2 separate regions of the Homo sapiens genome follow, and region 1 is linked to region 2. The links are chromatin contacts, found by Hi-C or POLR2A ChIA-PET in ENCODE. All regions are on one chromosome and are shown on one strand. The core of a region is the stretch at or near the end of the contact, and the rest is flanking DNA. Distances in the headings are between cores, read along the strand shown. Region 1 has its middle 33 kb from the start of LINC02341. Region 2 overlaps ELF1 (E74 like ETS transcription factor 1).

Region 1 (5,581 bases), core at 2,413-4,912, 1.4 Mb after region 2:
ATATCATTGACATATGAAGGCTGTATATATTTAAGGCATACAACTTGATGTTTTGATATGTGTATACATTGTGAAATAATCACTGCTTTCCACATAATTAACATATATATTGCCTCTACAAAGTTATGCTTTTTTTTTTTTTTTTTTTTTTTTCTGTGTTGCCCAGGCTGGAATGCAGTAGTGCAATCCTTGCTCACTCTAACCTCAAACTCCTGGGCTCAAGCAATTTTCCCACCTCAGCCTCCTGAGTAGCTGGGACTACAAGTGTGTGCCACCTTGACTGGCTAATTTTGTGTGTGTGTGTGTGTGTGTGTGTGTGTGTGTGTGTAGATAGGGTCTTGCTCTGTTGCCCAGGCTAGTCTCAAACTCCTGGCTTCAAACAATCCTCCCACCTCAGCCTCCCAAAGTACTGGGACTACAGGTGTGAGCCACTGTGCCTGGCCTGTAGTTACCATTTTTATACTTCATGACCAACATCGCCCCATTCCCCCTTCTGCCAACCCTTGGCAACCACCATCTTACTATGAATTTGATTATTTTAAATTCCACATGTAAGTAAAATTGTTCAGTATTTCTCTTTCTATGTCTCATTTAGCATAATGACCTCCAGCTCCATCCATGTTGTTACACATGACAGGATTTTATTTATTTTAAAAGGCTGAATAATATTGCATTGTGTATATGTCTATCATGAGAATTTTGAAGAAGCCTCAAGAGTGGTCAAGGAGAATCCTGGCTACAAGAAGATGATGTTTAATTATGGGCATTAAATTGTCTAATTAATAACCAAGGTCATCTGGAGAAAATCTGTGGGTAGATGGGATCAGGTTTCTGGGATTCAATCTGACACACGACTCATTAATCAATGAGGCCAAAGCTCCCCAGTGACCTCCATATTGTCAAACTCACTATGTGCTTCTTGGTTCTTGACCTCTAAAATTAACTGATGTTGGTGACCCTCTACCCCTTAAATCAGTGACTGATATGACAAAATTCTCTTTTGATCTTATATGTTTTGGGGGTTCTTGGTTGAATCTTCCTCTGTATGGCTTTTAAAAGCTGGTGTTGCCAAGGATTTGGGCCTTAGTCTTCTCCCGTTTGTGTAGGCAATTTGATCAGTATCTTTACTTTTTTTTGAGATGGAGTCTCGCTCTGTCACCAGGCTGGAGTGCAGTGGCGTGATCGAGGCTTACTGCAACCTCTGCCTCCTGGGTTCAAGCGATTCTCCTGCCTCAGCCTCCCAAGTAACTGGGACTACGGGCACGCACCACCATGCCTAGTCAATTTTTGTATTTTTAGTAGAGACGGAGTTTCACCATGTTGGCCAGGATGATTTCGAACTCCTGACCTCAAGTGATCTGCCCACCTCGGCCTCCCAAAGTATTGGGATTACAGGCGTGAGCCCTTGCCTGGCCAGTATCTTCACTTTTAACCACCACCCATTTGTAGATGTTACCCAGCATAAAACTGTGCTATCTTTGTAAGGAGGCTCTTTGAACTTAGCCCAATCCAGTTGGCTGGTATGTCCATCAGTTCTTCCTGCTGTATGTCCTTTCAGGCCCTTCTCTTCTCTACAGCCCCATCCCAGAGCTGCCTTAGGTAAGGTCTTCCTCATCTTATGTGTGGCAGAGCCAAGTCTCTGTGGCAGAAACCCTGACATCTACTTCGACTCCCTCTACTGCTTTGCCAACAACGTGCACTTTCTAAAATACATGAGCTTTTAAAAAAATTCAACCTGATAGATTGTCTTCTAATACATGAATTTAATATGTTGATATTTATTGTGATTATCACCATATTTGGACTTATTGTTAACATCTTAAAAATACATACATTTTAATTTCTTCCCAACACTTTTTTCTCTCCATTGCTTTGGAAACTATACATTTAACTTTTTGGTAGGTTATATCTTTACCATACATGAGTTTTCTAATAACATCTGAAATTATTCAGTCACTCTCATTCCTCTATCTTCCTTATTTTTGTCACCTAGAATTTAAAATAAAAGAGTTATTTTTGATAGTTAGTAGTTAAATTATCAATATAATTTACCAGTTTCTTTGCTCACCATTTAAAATAAATTTGTACTCCTTCTTTGTGATCCTTTTTCCTCTTGAGGAACTATTTTTCATTTAGTGAGTGTCCGTAGGTGTTAAAAGTTCTTAGACTTCATATGTCTAAAAATATCTACCTCACCTTCTTCTTAAATGATAGTTCAAATAGGTAAAGAATACTTATTTTTCCTTAAGCTTTGATCACATCACTCTTCTGTCTTCTGATATTTGTTGTTAATGATGAGAAGTCTGCTGTTGGTCTTATTGCTACTCTTTTGTGGATTGTCTTTTTCCCTGTTAGATTTTAAATTTTTTTCTCTATAGCAATGTTCTGCAGTTTCATTACAATGCATCTAGTTAGGAATATATATATTTGATGCCCAGTGTTCACTATAAATCTATGATTTTTTTCAATACTGGAAAATTATGAACTGTTAGTTCCTTCTATATATTTTTTTCTACACCAATTCTTCTATTCTTTCATTTTGGGGCTGCTGTGAGTCTTCTGTTGGAATCCCTCAGTCTGTCCTCTTGGCTTCTGATGACCCTTTTCATGTCTTCTTTTTATCTTCTGTGCTATCTTCTGGGCAGTCTGTGAGCTTCCAATTTCAATGACAGTATATTCTGTTTTCAGGACTAGTATTTGGTTGCTTTTCAGAACCATATATTGTTTATTCATATCTGCTTTTTTTGTTTGTTTGTTTCTCATAGATGTAATTACTTCCTTTATCTCTGAGGGTTTTAAGCATGCTTCTTTTAAATGCTTTTGAGATTGCTCAGGTGTTTCTATTTGGAGGGAGTAAATGTTGCTGGTCTTTGAGCTTGTTGTCTAACTTTCTTCCTGTTAAATTTTCTTTCAAATTTAGGTTTGTATGCTCTTCCTGAGGAGCTCACTTCTCCCCATAGCTCTGGGTTATTTTCCTCCCCAGTTAATGGTTTTGACATTGCCTCTGTCTGGTTCCCAGGAACTCTGTTCTGGATCCAGGTTGAATGTTGGTGGATGGGCTCTTACCTCATGTACTGGGGATACCTACATGTAGCCACTCAGCTGGTGGGTGGCTTCCCCCAGGACGGGGCTCCAGGGCTGTGCCTGCTTCCTGCCCATCCACTGGCCTATAGAAAGGCCAATGTTTTAGCTTTTCCACCTCCTTTTACAAACAAGGGAGCTCAGCACCATGCCTGGCTTCAGGTGGTGATCCTGACTTGGGTCCTCTGCCATATCTGGAAGGTTTTGCTCCCTGTTACCCCAAAAGAATCAGACTTTGGTCATCTATGCCTTCTTGACCAAGAGACCAAGAGGCCCATGGTTTTGACACTATTTATTACTCTTTCTTTTTCATGGAAGTATTTATCTGATTTTTCAGTGTGATTTTATTTTTATTGCAGAAATACATGTTTTACATATTATTGCTGTGTTTGGAGTAGAGATGAGGGGGCCCACAACTTGAGCTCAAAATGCCATTTTGCCAGGGAATATCTCTCCCTATTAATCTTTGTGTTCCCATGCTTGTCACATAGCAGGTGCTTGATGAATTTTGGTGGTTTGCTGTTACTGAGACATGGGCCTATTGGAGGCACAGAGGCCTGATGGTGAGAAAACCCCAGTTACCACAAAGTCAGGGAAAGCTCTGTCTGAGGCCCTCTTCTGTGACTTGGAGGCCTATCTCAGAAAGCTCTACTTCCTGGAAGGACTATCAGGGTGTTAAAGTGTCCTCGCTACTAGAGAGAGGACTGATCCTTTTAGTGCAGAAAAGCATCCTCATCCACTTATGAGCCTTTCGTGTAGTGTTTAAAGAAAGTGTTGTCATTTAAGCTGATTTGTGGCCCATCAGAAGACTCAATATCCCCAAATTTGGATTCCTGGGCCAGTGGGTCAGTGTTCTCTTCAGCAGACTGCCTCAGTGGTAGAGACAGGAGCTGCATTGATTGTTGACAGGACACCAACCTGTGTGAAAAGCAGGTCTCACATAATCTGTCCAGGCGATAATCTGCTTTAGGATTGATAGATGCCCTCTGTGGAGAAAATAAGTCAGTAATGTGCTCTCAGCAGGAAACTTTGTCAGCAGCGGGTTGTTAGAAGTAAAGGGTGTGATTACAATCTAACTTCAGTGTAACTTTGACTCTTCCGTGTGTTTTTCTCATTTATCTCATGAGTCATAAAAACATTTTGATGATTGCAGCAAAGTCTGTGGCTACTTAGCTCTACCACACTGGAAACACTTTATCCAGTAATAGAAAGAAATAGAGTGCCACATTGTTATGTTCCAGAGATCCAGCCTCCGCTCTTTCTTTGTCTTTTATTGGAAACTTGTGAGATTTGGAAGACTGTTCCCTGGATGCATTTGGCATCCCAGTTTGCTGAGAGTTTCTACAGTTCTGGTTCACTGCTGGCTCAGCGTGGTGTGGGAGACATTGGGTGTTTTGCCTGTCCAGCATCTATTTCCATTCTTCTAGGAACTGGATGTTTCTGTCTGGTGGAGAACGTATTCCACAACTGGAGCCAGACCCACCCTGCCACAGAGGAAGCCACGTGACCCAGGAGTGGTTTAGAAATGGGCACATGACCCAAGCAGAGGCTTCCCAGGACCTTTCTGTTGGAACTATTTGAAACTACTTTCATTCCACTGGAATTCTATGCTGGCAACCACCTTCTCACCTTTTGGAGAGCACCTGTCCAGCAGGTGCAGAGAGAGGCACGTGTATGATGACATTGTCTGAAACCTTACATCAGCCTTGCCCGAGGTCAAATGCATTTCAGTGAATAAACTCATGGATTTCTTTCTTGATTTAAGCTAATTTGAGTTGAATTTCTGTCACTCAAGACTGAAAGTGTCCTGACCCTTATGTGTAGGAGTTAGGAGTGAGAAATCATTTAACAGAATTCTTGAGAGCATGCTCTGTTTACATCTTCACTCATTTCAAGCCCAGGCTACTTATGATGCATGCCTGGCCCTTAGGCACTCTCAGCATAGTTGTTTATGAAGGATTTTGGACAATAATTGACTTTTTGGGTGTCTAAGGTTTGAGTTTCTTTTATCAACTAGTGCTGGAGGAGCCAAATAGTCAAGACTGGGGAAAGGAGAGGAGGAAGAAGACCATGAAGTAGGGAACCTACTGATCCTAGGAGCCATCCAGGAACTGCAACTATTGTGTGCCTAAATACAGGAAGGGCCAGCGACTGAGGATGTGCCTTCTGGATGCCTGCCACGTTTCCTGCTCATTCACCCAAGCCTGCCGAGATATCAGTTTACCCAGAGAGTCAACGTACTTTTTCCACAGTGAGACCAATTGAGAACACAAGTATCCCAATTTCCAGGCAAGTGCTCTATTTATCAGATCACACTTCCTTCCTGCTTTGAGAACAAAATAACCTAGCAGTCAGAAAGCACAATTGGGCACAAGATTCTACAAACAACAGGAGAACATATCCTGTAGAAAAACAGCACAGTGTGCGTGGTCTGTGTAGCTGGGAGCTCCTGTAGAACAGGTGGGCTTTCAGAAGTTCAAGAGAAGGAAGATAGGACAGA
Region 2 (5,582 bases), core at 138-2,637:
GGTTCCAGAAGGCTATTTCAAAACCCATTTGTTCATAAATGCAAAATGACATTGTGCCAATGGCCAGTGTGAATACGTCTAGGTAAATTTAAGTTTCACTTTCTTTTCCACTGCTGTCATGTACCTTTTCGTACCAGCACTTCCACACTGCTACTGTGCTTTAACAGTTGTCTTTCAGAAATCTAAAAAATCAGGATAAGCAACCAACATACCCACACCTTATACATACTAACAACTAACAGTAATAAATCAAAACTGAAATGGCTCCCCACAATCACTAAGCCACTTATTGCAGCAGAAAAAGACACTTTTGCTCTGGCATGTAGCTTTTGCTTATTTCTATAGAGAAGTCCACAAACTGAAAATGTGTAAGCAAAGAAAAGCATTTTACTGGCTCAATCATGTCTTTGATTCTCTGTCATCTTTCCTGCTCCTCTTCCTCTCCCCTGTGTACTTATATACTCTTCTGCATCAAGGTGATTCTTGAGAATACATTTTCTGATACCTGATCCAGAGGGAGCACCTGTAGATATCAAAGATTCTTATAATCTTTGATTACAAAGCCCAGGTATCTTACAATTTTTTCAGTAACAGACAAGACTGAAGATCTAAATCAATGATTCCATTTTTAATTAGTAAATTGGGGTGGTCAAGTTCTCACGGTCTACAAGCAAAACAGAACTAAAACTAGAATTCTTGTTTCCTAAATCAGGACTCTCTCTAAAACTGTAATATACAGCTGGGCCTCTAAAATCCACCAAAGTCCTTTCTGCTATAACAGTTTATAACACAGATTAAGTAAACGCATATGTAAAAAATTTTTAAAATCTCCATCTCTAGGTTCAGCTTCTGAGCTCCAAATCCAGTCACTAAACTATAAGACAAGTCTACATCAGTGCCCCTTGAAGTCAGTGTGTAAAAAACATGTCCAAAACTAAATGCATCATCTAATTCCTCAAATACGGTCTTAGATGGAAAAAAAATATGGGCACTCGGATTAGAAAAAAGGCTTCTGTTCTAACCTAACAAATTGAAAGGTCCTCAGTAAATTTAAAACTTGTTTAAATTTACCCATCCTTAATTATCTATTATAGTCAGGAAGCACTCTGCTGTATTAATAGTTCTCAAACATGTTTTTTTCAAAGTGTCAGTCTTTATAAAGTAACAAGGAAAAACATAAGTGAAACTACTTCTTCATCACACAGACATAAGCGGTCAACTTATTTGCACAGTTTTCAGAGGGCATCCAGGCAGACATCTACCAGATAATAAAAAAATCTTAGGCTGGCTCAGATGTCTCTTAATTGGGTGAGGACCATATTCTTATTCTCCAAGGAGACATGCCACAGGAATACTTAGCAACAAGGTTCCTAACCTGTCATCCCCAAAATAAGCTTTGGAGTTAAAGTAAAATAGTAACACAAAGCAGTTCAGAGAACAGGCTCTGGAGTCAGACCGATTGGGTGCCAATCTTCTGCAGTGTGACAGAAGACTGGACAAGTTACTTGCTTGGTGTCTCAGTCCCCTCTTTCCATAAAATAGGTGTCAGTCTCAAGTCTCTTCCTTCTGTAAAACGGGTAAAGTAATACCAAAACCTAGAGCTGTTGTGTAGATGCAAAAATGCATGTGCAGAATACTTGGCACATAACATGCACTGAATTAACATTAGCTTCTTTAGCGCTGTAAGTATATGCAAGAAATATGTAACAGGTGCATGCTAGGTAACTAATAATTCCTTAAGGGTCATTTCTGTACTCCCTGGAAGTCTCTATTACCATAGCTATTTGCTAGACTCCAGAAAAAGAACATTATAGCCCATTGTCAACAAAACTGTAATTCTATTCCAGTGCTTCAAGGTTTGGCGTCTTTTTAACAAATCCTGCTGCTTCAAGGCGAGGACTTCACTCTGGCAAGCTTCCCTAACACAGAGTCCCATTATGCCTCATTCCAAACAAAATGACTTCACTGATGGTAAACACAAAACCCTCAGCCACACTACTAGCTACTACAACCACTTCAAATGGCTACTTGTTTAATTTATTATAGAAGATTTCAGGTACTAAAAAAAATATGATAGTCAAAATTGATCACTGATTGAATGTAAATTTAAGATTCCTTCAGAAAGGTTTTTAGACACAAGGATATTAAACCCACGAATTCATAAATATATTTTTAGAAAATCATTGCTCTTTTTTTTTTTTTTTTTTGAGTGGGAGTCTCACTGTCGCCCAGGCTGGAGTGCAGTGGCGCCATCTCGGCTCATTGCAAGCTCCGCCTCCCGGGTTCACGCCATTCTCCTGCCTCAGCCTCCTGAGTAGCTGGGACTACAGGCGCCCGCCACCACGCCCGGCTAATTTTTTGTATTTTTTAGTAGAGACGGGCTTTCACCGTGTTAGCCAGGATGGTCTCGATCTCCTGACCTTGTGATCCACCCGCCTCGGCCTCCCAAAATGCTGGGATTACAGGCGTGAGCCACAGCACCCGGCCGAAAATCACTGCTCTCCTTTTAAGTTACTATGGTACCAACTGTTTATGGTGAAAATTAATAAATAGTCCGGTGCCGTGGCTCACGCCTGTATCCCAGCACTTTGGGAGGCCGAGGCGGGTAGATTACCTGAGGTCAGGAGTTCGAGACCAGCCTGACCAACATGGTGAAACCCCGTCCCTACCAAAAACACAAAAAAAAAATTAGCTGGGCATGGTGGTGAGTGCCTGTAATCCCAGCTACTTGGGAGACTGAGGCAGGAGAATTGCTTGAACCCAGGAGGCAGAAGCTGTGGTAAGCCGAGGCACGCCACTATACTCTAGCCTGGGCAACAGAGCAAGACTCTGTCTCAAAAAAAAAAAAAAAAAAAAGAAAGAAAATTAATAAAGAGAATCAATCAAACAAAAAGGTTTTAGATCAGACAATTCTGGGATAAAGAAGGTGAAATATACCAGCTTAAAGCAATGACGTGGTTGAATGACTTCTCTAATGAAGTATGTAATTCAGACTGTGTCTGTTTATGTACATATGGCATGTTTGTAGGTTGGCAGTATCTAAAAAACTGGAATGCTACAGTAACTCTAGACACCAAGTAACTGAACAGAAAGAACTTTCACAAGATGTGGTAACCTAATAAAAGGGCTCTTTTCAGTATATACAGATAGTCATGGTAAGAAATGCAATATTCGGAAAAACCATTGAAAAAATATAACAGAAATGAAAGAAAACAGAGTAAGAAAGTGAGAGAAAAGAAGTGAAGTTATACCAAGTAGAAATGAGAAGCAAGCAATAAACCCATAATCTGTAATGACTGAATTCCTGTGTGATTGACCATAGTTTGGTCTTTTAAAAAATCTGTTTTCTATTATAACATGGTAGAAGGCTCTATATTAGCTCCCAGCAGAAATGAAGTCAGTGGTATGAAGATAAACTGCACACAGTCTTCCAAAGTTTGCCCATTCTCAATCTAAAAGTGTGAAATCACAGGATATTAGAGCTGAAAAAGATCTAAGGATTACCTAGGACAACATATTCACTGAAAAGAAAAAAGAATTTAGGCCTAGAGCATTCTGATGTGTCCAAGGACACACAGCCAGTTAGTGGCAAAGAAAGCAAGAAAAGCCCAGATTTCCTACTGGTACCTTTATATCTATATTAACAGAACTTCATTAATATTTTTTCCTTAGCAGAATATCTGGAAAAATAAGAAATCCCCTAGACAAATACCTAGCAAAAGTACCTTACCATACCCCAGTACAACTGTCAATTAAAATGCTTTTATATATTATGCAATCTCTTGATATTTGGGATAAATCATTTTCAACCATATTTTTAACTGAAACAACTGGTGCAGAGGGTTTGTAGATTTCCCTATTTACTACTTTAAGTCTTAGAGTTTTACTATTATTATCTCCCAAGTTTACTATATCATATCATCTTGCCTTACATTTTCACTCAGCCTAAAAAGTAAAAAGGAAACATGTATAAGCCTTTTTAGAAGGCTACCACAATTTAGTAACTCATTAAAATACTTCAAAATAGATTTGTACTGATATTTTTCTCTCTAGTTCTTTTTTTTCTTTTTGAGACAGAGTCTTGCTCTATCGCTTAGGCTGGAGTGCAGTGGCACGATCTCAGCTCACTGCAACCTCCGCCTGGGTTCAAGTGATTCTCATGCCTCAGCCTCCCAAGTAGCTGGGACTACAGGTGTGCACCACCACGTCTGACTGATTTTTGTAATTTCAGTAGAGACAGTGTCTCACTATGTTGCCCAAGGTGGCCTCGAACTCCTGAGCTCAAGTGATCTGCCCACCTGAGCCTCCCAAAGTGCTGGGATTACAGGCATGAGCCACTACGCCTAGCCTTTCTAGCTATTTTAAATACAGTATTATTGCTAGAATTTACATTAAAATATGCGAATATGGAAAAAACAATAAAGAAACATCCCAAAATGTAGGTATAGTTAAGAAACCAGATTTGAACTTTCCCAAAAAAGAATAGTCATACTTTCTCAGCTCCTGCTTTCTCTAAACCAGGTACTCTACACACAAAGTTGAAGGGAAAAAACACAAGTTAATGTCACAAGGCAAACAAATCATTTCATTGCACTCAGTGTTCTCATAATTGAAAAAGAAAATGTTTCTATACCCCAACTGTTCATTTAAATTTTTTCAAATATTCAACGAATTTAAGAAAGTTGAGAGAAAGTTTAAAACTATGTTTTTGCAATCTAAACAGGTACCATGTATTTACTATGAATATATTTTAGGTAGGTATGCAAGATAGCTACTTAAAATTAAGCATTCTTTTATTTTTTAATTAATTTTTTTATTGTTGAATTCTTTATTAATTCAAAACATTTTAAGTCAGTGTAATGCACATGCATTTTACACTAACATCCATAGATTTCCACAATATAGTAAAATGAAAACAGCTCTATCTTGATTTACTTTGAAAACTCAAAGAAAGCTACCTAGTTTGAGACTTCTGAATTTTTTTACATTATTGTCGTGCTCAAATTCTACTACATGGTGAAAATTCTAGCATTTTCCAGAAATATATTATTGTACATAGGTAAAATGATAAAACTGATTCTAGGAAGGGGGAATTTAAAAAACCAGAAAAGCTTAAATTGGAGGAAACATAATCTGGATTAACTATTCAATTTATTGAGTATCCACTGTTATTCTGGCATTGCAAAATAACCAAGTGTGGTGTCTCTTAAGTTGTATTCATGCATTTAAAACTTCTTTATTGTCCACTAATAAACATTGGTGGAGTACAATATATGGTTATAGATTAAGTATGATGAACATGGTAGTAAAAATTTATACACATTCGATACATAATTTTACAAAACCAAACACATTATTTAGCAAACATTCAAAAATCATACACAAGAAACATATTTATGACAAATTGGTTAAAGCTGGTAGGAAATACATCAGGTCTTTTACATTATTTCAATATTCAGTGTTCATTGACTAGTGGAGGGCAATATAGAAATGCACTAAGCAAAACTACCAGTTTAAGTTACCTCTTATGACAATGAGTAAGACTAAGATATTTAATATTGAAAGTATATGGAGGATTATTG

What was found. Hi-C counts contacts between places; a loop is a spot of excess contacts on that map. ChIA-PET counts read pairs that join two places held with the same protein, here RNA polymerase II (POLR2A). Pooled maps may share reads with other maps.
Region 1: a map of naive thymus-derived CD4-positive, alpha-beta T cell shows a loop between it and region 2 (4-fold over the local background). The contact joins two enhancer-like sites. A Hi-C loop is called at or near these places in 1 of 168 maps with a recorded cell type or tissue (naive thymus-derived CD4-positive, alpha-beta T cell) and 6 of 50 pooled maps. POLR2A ChIA-PET finds 5 or more read pairs at or near these places in 1 of 52 experiments (GM12878).

Annotation. Positions count from the first base shown.
Region 1 is chr13:42,389,234-42,394,814 of GRCh38, forward strand. No RefSeq gene overlaps it. Among named protein-coding and RNA genes, the nearest start is that of LINC02341, 33 kb to the right of the region's middle. RefSeq lists an enhancer at 5,520-5,569. Within about 2 kb of position 3,663, at least 3 of the 41 ENCODE cell types and tissues checked have a DNase peak (open chromatin) inside an H3K27ac peak, as active enhancers do.
Region 2 is chr13:40,984,749-40,990,330 of GRCh38, forward strand. The region is part of intron 1 of ELF1 (E74 like ETS transcription factor 1); the gene reads right to left. Among named protein-coding and RNA genes, the nearest start is that of ELF1, 32 kb to the right of the region's middle. RefSeq lists an enhancer at 134-413. Within about 2 kb of position 1,388, at least 4 of the 41 ENCODE cell types and tissues checked have a DNase peak (open chromatin) inside an H3K27ac peak, as active enhancers do.